Linked DNA regions of Homo sapiens: region 2 is linked to region 1. A link is a contact called in ENCODE Hi-C or POLR2A ChIA-PET data. All regions are on one chromosome and are shown on one strand. The core of a region is the stretch at or near the end of the contact, and the rest is flanking DNA. Distances in the headings are between cores, read along the strand shown. Region 1 holds the start of EMC7 (ER membrane protein complex subunit 7). Region 2 holds the start of RPUSD2 (RNA pseudouridine synthase domain containing 2).

Region 1 (2,700 bases), core at 18-2,517:
AAGTAAAAATCTTTCACCAGTCATAATTTGCCTGAGATAAGGTGTATCCAAAAGAGGCCTTGTTGACCAAAACATCTCCAGCTCAGGTTTCTGCACAATACCTTGCAGTAACATTACTGCAAAAAAGACTTTGAGCTCGTCATTGTCAGTGTCTTTCCATTTATCCATTCGCGAAAATCCTTTCGGACCCGGTGGCTTTGAAGCCAACAAGGCAGCTTGGGCATTTGTTTCTCTAGTAATTTTTGAAACTAATTCCTCAGTAAAGAACAGTTCAAAATACTGCAATGGGTCAGTGATATCACTGACATCGACTTTTCTGCCAGGTGTGCCGGTAAAGTCATACCTTTGACGTGGAATCATAGCACGAGCTGACCATTTCATGGAGCGCCCTGAGTCACTTGATGTAGAGCTCTTTCCATCAGATTCTAAATGGGACAGAGGCCTGATCTTATCGGCTTCTAAAGCACTATCCGAAAAATTATCAGAATCATCTATTTCCGAAAAATCAGATTCATCAAATGAATCTTCAGCCAACAACTGTTCGAGACCGGTATTACTATCACGCATAGGAATGCTACGTTTTCTAGGATTTGACATTTCAGCGATCGAGAATTACTATATTTTGTAGATGGAAATCCCACTACTAAAAACAGAATGCTATAAACAGAATGATGTCTTTTGTTTCAAAAGTCAATATACCAGAACCATGCGAAAATAACAGAAGCGAGATATTTCGTGGCAAACTTTGGGAGTAAGGTTGGCACTGTAATCCACGAGTTATCTCGGCGTAAACGCTGCAGTCGCAGGCACAGCAGCGCGTAATCTCGGGGCTAAGGAGAAATGAGTTAAACGCACACAGACAGAAGAAGCCTTTCATCTCATACGTCTTGGGGAGTCTCTAGAAGTTTTTTGAAAGGTCTCTTCTGGATGGTGTTTCTCCCGAAGCCAGTCTCGTCATCTTTTACTCCCGTGAGGTCCTTGGCCTCCGTGGCTGCCGCAGCAACACACACTTGACTTTCACTTCATGGGCAGTCCCCTTCATAGGCACTTGACACAGGCTCTGTGCGCCGTCTTCCAATCCAGAGTGCCGGGAGTTAAGGGCAGTACTTCCGCCTTACTTCCGCCTCGCTAGTCGATCGGCCATGATCTCTTCCCTCTGGTTGGATCCCACAGCTTATGACAGAAACGGGCGCGCAGTGATGACAACATCAAGCCGCCAGCGGCGGCGGTGGCGGCCGGGAGACTGGGAGGGCTTCCGGGGCTGCCGGTCTGAGTGCAGAGCTGCTGTCATGGCGGCCGCTCTGTGGGGCTTCTTTCCCGTCCTGCTGCTGCTGCTGCTATCGGGGGATGTCCAGAGCTCGGAGGTGCCCGGGGCTGCTGCTGAGGGATCGGGAGGGAGTGGGGTCGGCATAGGAGATCGCTTCAAGATTGAGGGGCGTGCAGTTGTTCCAGGGGTGAAGCCTCAGGACTGGATCTCGGCGGCCCGAGTGCTGGTAGACGGAGAAGAGCACGTCGGTTTCCTTAAGTGAGCATCCTGAGGGCAGCGGGAAAAAGGCTGGGATGGAGGCCGGACAGGGACCCCACCAGGAGAGTTAAGTGTCAGGACGGGACAACGTCGCTGTCTCAGACTGAAGGGGAGGGTGCCGCTAACGGTCTATGCCGGGAGACCTTGGGAGGCAGTCGGATGCTTTCCCTTTCCTGGTCCTGTACCTCTGGAATGAGCATGGCAGGCGCTCACCCCCTGCCATGGTCAGAGCATGGAGTCAGTTATTTCCAACCTTATTTTGGCCCCATGTGGGGACGATCATTCCTGGGCCCTGGGGACAGGTGGACCCTTATTAGTCTCTTGTTGGATTCTTTTATATCTCATCTGGTTTCCCTAGAACCTAGTCGTTTTTTGCATTCACTTCAGTCTTTTGGTAGCTTGTTATTATGTAGAAAGATGCGACACAAGTGGGAATTCTCAAAACCCAAAGGGCTTCTAGTGACGACATAGACTGGGAGGCTAATGTTACTGCTTCTAAAATTAATAGGCTCTGAAATCCCTAATCAAAGCACTTTTTTTTTCTTTTTTTTTTTGCTTGGGGGTGGGATCGTTGTTCTTTTTTACAGTTGAATTCATCGAGAGATTTGCTATATCACACTTGTCATTTATGTGAGACTAGGGTTCCTCTACATTGCTTTCTTGCTTCTGTCCTTTCATGCTATTAGTGGAAGTGGGTTTTCTGTCTATATTAAAAGACAGGATGAATTTGTTAGCACTAGTTTTGCAGCAGCCTGCTTTTGAAATGTCTAGGCACGCGTATGTTGTTTTAAATCTTTCCACCCTTACTTGGAGGTGAAACTGTAAACTGAAAGCAAATAATTAGGAAGTATTTCCTTTGGTGGGTTCGTACACCAGCAAATGGTATCTGAAAATCAGACAACTTAAATGTAGACATTTAAATCCAAATCTGATTTACATATTTGTTCAGATCATCTAAGTGCCCTTGAGTGGTTATTCAACCTCAGATTAATAAATAGTGACAAATTTACAACCAGTATTTTACTGCTGTCTGTCATTAAGAATCTGGCATTAGGGCATTCGTTAGAGTTTACCCTAATTAATGATGTTTTAATGATAAAGTTCTCATTAAGCTTTAGGAATAAGCCTTAATTGACCATTTGGCCACTCTTCTGTATACAGTTCTTTTAAAAAGC
Region 2 (2,700 bases), core at 148-2,647, 6.5 Mb before region 1:
ACCATCCATTCCCCAAATGCTGTAATCGCCTTTTCTCCACTCACAACCATGGTAAACTAGTGTTACTGAGAGGTAAACAGTGTTACTTCTGACAGGGGTGTCTGGTACCTCATAGATGTGATGGAATTTTAAAGGAGTCAAAGCACTGGGCTAAACAATTCTAGTCTCTATCCCTGACATCTCATAACTCTATGTTAAATAGTTTAAGTAGTAGTTATAGGAACATAGGCTTTGGTAGTGGCACTGTTGATAGCCTTACCCCTGTGAGTTTCCTTAGTTTCCTCAGAGGTAAAATGGAGTGGCAATACCTACTTCACAAGGCTGTCATTAGAATTAGTGGACATACAATGTTTAACTTTGTGCCCAGCACACAGTAAAGAGACATAAATGATAGCCCCTATTATTACTATTTGCACAGAGATCTACAACGCAGGGTAAAGTGATCAGTGCCCTTGCCACAAGACGGTGTTTAAAGGAATTATGAAAATTCCAACTTCTGTCCCTTGGAAACAAGGAAGCTGCCTTGAGGAAGAGGATAAACAGGCTGAGTCCTGAAGCACAGACACCCTGGCCACTTGCGGAGGTGGGAAACGGGCTAAAATAGTGTTCCAAATGAAAGCGAGAACGCTTTAGAATTGCCATGATTTTAATCCAGTACCTATGCTTTACTAAGACTAAAAAACAAAACAAAACAAAACAAAACCCGGCCCCTTTTCCTCGCCCGCTTCTGGCCAGCCCCATCAGGACTCCACCTTGAGCACGATGTTGAGGTCCTGCACCGGCTTCTCGTTGAGTTGCAGGCGGCCCGCCCGGACCGCGGCCTCATAGTAGGCCAGGGGCTGAGCTCGGAACTCGGTACTGAAGACGTGCAGCAAGCTGTGGCCCACCCAGCGACCTTTGCAGTAGGTCCGGAAGTCAAAGTAATAGGGCCGCACCTTACGCAGGCCGCCCTCGAAGTAATAACTGGTTTCTGCAAAGTGCTCATCTCCGAAGCTCACCCCGGTCCGCCGCTTCTTCGGGGGCGGCACGACACGCTCCCTGGTTGCGCCCCGCCGCTTCTTATGCTTGCCCGGGCCTGGGGCTGCAGCCGAGGGATGCTCCCCGCCTACTGGGGCCGGCTCCACTTCCCGGCCAGCCGGCTTCGGGGGCCCGGGGGACAGCTCAACCTTCGCGTCGCCACCAGCGTCACCGTTTTGCTGATGCGAAGCCCTCAGCCCGCCCTCTGTCCCAACCTGGGTAGACACTGTTTCTGCCATTGGGCCCTTATCGCCACTCCAAGTCCTGGTAAAGCTAGGGCGCCTAAGGTCGTAGCGCCAATGTCCAAGAACCCTGAGCCATCCGCGGCGGTCCAGCCACATAACCACGCTGCCCCCACTCCACTCCCAGGGTCGCGATCTGAGGACGTCACTCGGCCCCAGCGAATCAGGGAGGCCCAGTCCCGAGGCGGGGTCTGCGATAAGTGAGCGAATGAGTGAGCTGCTCGAATTAAATTAGGTGAATTGAGTGAGCTTAGAGATGAGAGACTGTAAATGTCTCACCAAAAGTGACCTTACTCAGACGTCTTCCTATTAGGGAGATACGACGTTATTTATAAAGGAAACCCTTGGAATTGCTCCGTGTAAAGGCCATGACAGGAGTAGGTCGTGTAAATTCCGAGTAGTCCCTTGGGTCTGAAGAAACGCTTGAAAGGAGCTTTATTTAAGACAAAACAAAAACTAACAACCAGAATAAAGATTGCTAAACTCTGCGAATATACTAAAACCCACTGTATTCTATATTTTAAAAGGGTCAATATTATAGTATGTGACTTGTATCTCAGTAAGATTGTTATATATGTATTTAAAACACACACAAGCACCCCAGAAGCAATGTGTTCACACCTGTGTTTCCCCCTAACAGCATGAGAAGGATTAGTGATCCCCATTCGCCTCCCACATGCTTCCATCCTGAGATTAAAACTGCAAATAGATCAGAGGATATATGGCGAGGGTTCTTAAGTGCAAAATAAACCAACTCTGGCTAATTTCATCAGAGATAGAATTATGGAAAGTATATTAGTGCCTCATAGAATTCACAAGACAACTGGAGACTAGGCTCAGAAAAAGGGCCAAATCAAGGGAAACCAAGCCTTTTGAGAGCCTGGCTTCAGACATGTCAGGGAAGAAACCCAGTTGGGATGCAGTAGACACAAGAAACTATGTTGTGCCAAAGGACTCTTTTTCCTGCAGCCCTGCCACCCCTTGGAGACCCCTAAATCTCCCTGTGTCTCTGTGTCCCTCTTCCAAGGTTAAGAGTCCTGCAGGGGAGGACTTCCATCAGCCAAACCTCATTGCTCTGAGCCCTCACTTCCAGGGTGCCTGGAGATGGAAGAATTTAACCCTCTTTTTTTTTTTTTTTTTTTTTTTTTTTGAGACGGAGTCTTGCTCTGTCGCCCAGGCTGGAGTGCAGTGGAGCGATTTCACCTCACTGCAACCTCCGCCTCCTGAGTTCAAGCCATTCTTCTGCCTCAGCCTCCTGAGTGGCTGGGACTACAGGCACGCACCACCACGCCTGGCTAATTTTTATATTATGAGTGCTGGGATTACAGGCGTAAGCCACCGCGCCCGGCCAAGAATCTAACCCTCTTTGGTATCCAGAGTGGGATTCTTCCAAATAAGGAGGCATTTCAATGTTAGTTTGCCAAAAAAAAAAAAAAAAAAA

The links. Hi-C counts contacts between places; a loop is a spot of excess contacts on that map. ChIA-PET counts read pairs that join two places held with the same protein, here RNA polymerase II (POLR2A). Pooled maps may share reads with other maps.
Region 2: a map of gastrocnemius medialis shows a loop between it and region 1 (11-fold over the local background). The contact joins the promoter of RPUSD2 here to the promoter of EMC7 in region 1. A Hi-C loop is called at or near these places in 1 of 168 maps with a recorded cell type or tissue (gastrocnemius medialis) and 3 of 50 pooled maps. POLR2A ChIA-PET finds 5 or more read pairs at or near these places in 1 of 52 experiments (WTC11).

The regions. Positions count from the first base shown.
Region 1 is chr15:34,100,429-34,103,128 of GRCh38, reverse strand. EMC7 (ER membrane protein complex subunit 7) reads left to right here and starts at 1,267. Exons shown (of 5, transcript NM_020154.3): 1 at 1,267-1,525. The coding sequence starts at 1,290. It overlaps PGBD4 (piggyBac transposable element derived 4), which reads right to left and starts at 1,046. Exons shown (of 1, transcript NM_152595.5): 1 at 1-1,046. The coding sequence starts at 597. RefSeq lists enhancers at 837-926, 957-1,656, 1,266-2,123.
Region 2 is chr15:40,567,996-40,570,695 of GRCh38, reverse strand. RPUSD2 (RNA pseudouridine synthase domain containing 2) reads right to left here and starts at 1,397. Exons shown (of 3, transcript NM_152260.3): 1 at 753-1,397. The coding sequence starts at 1,358. RefSeq lists enhancers at 766-815, 565-1,064, 1,126-1,455.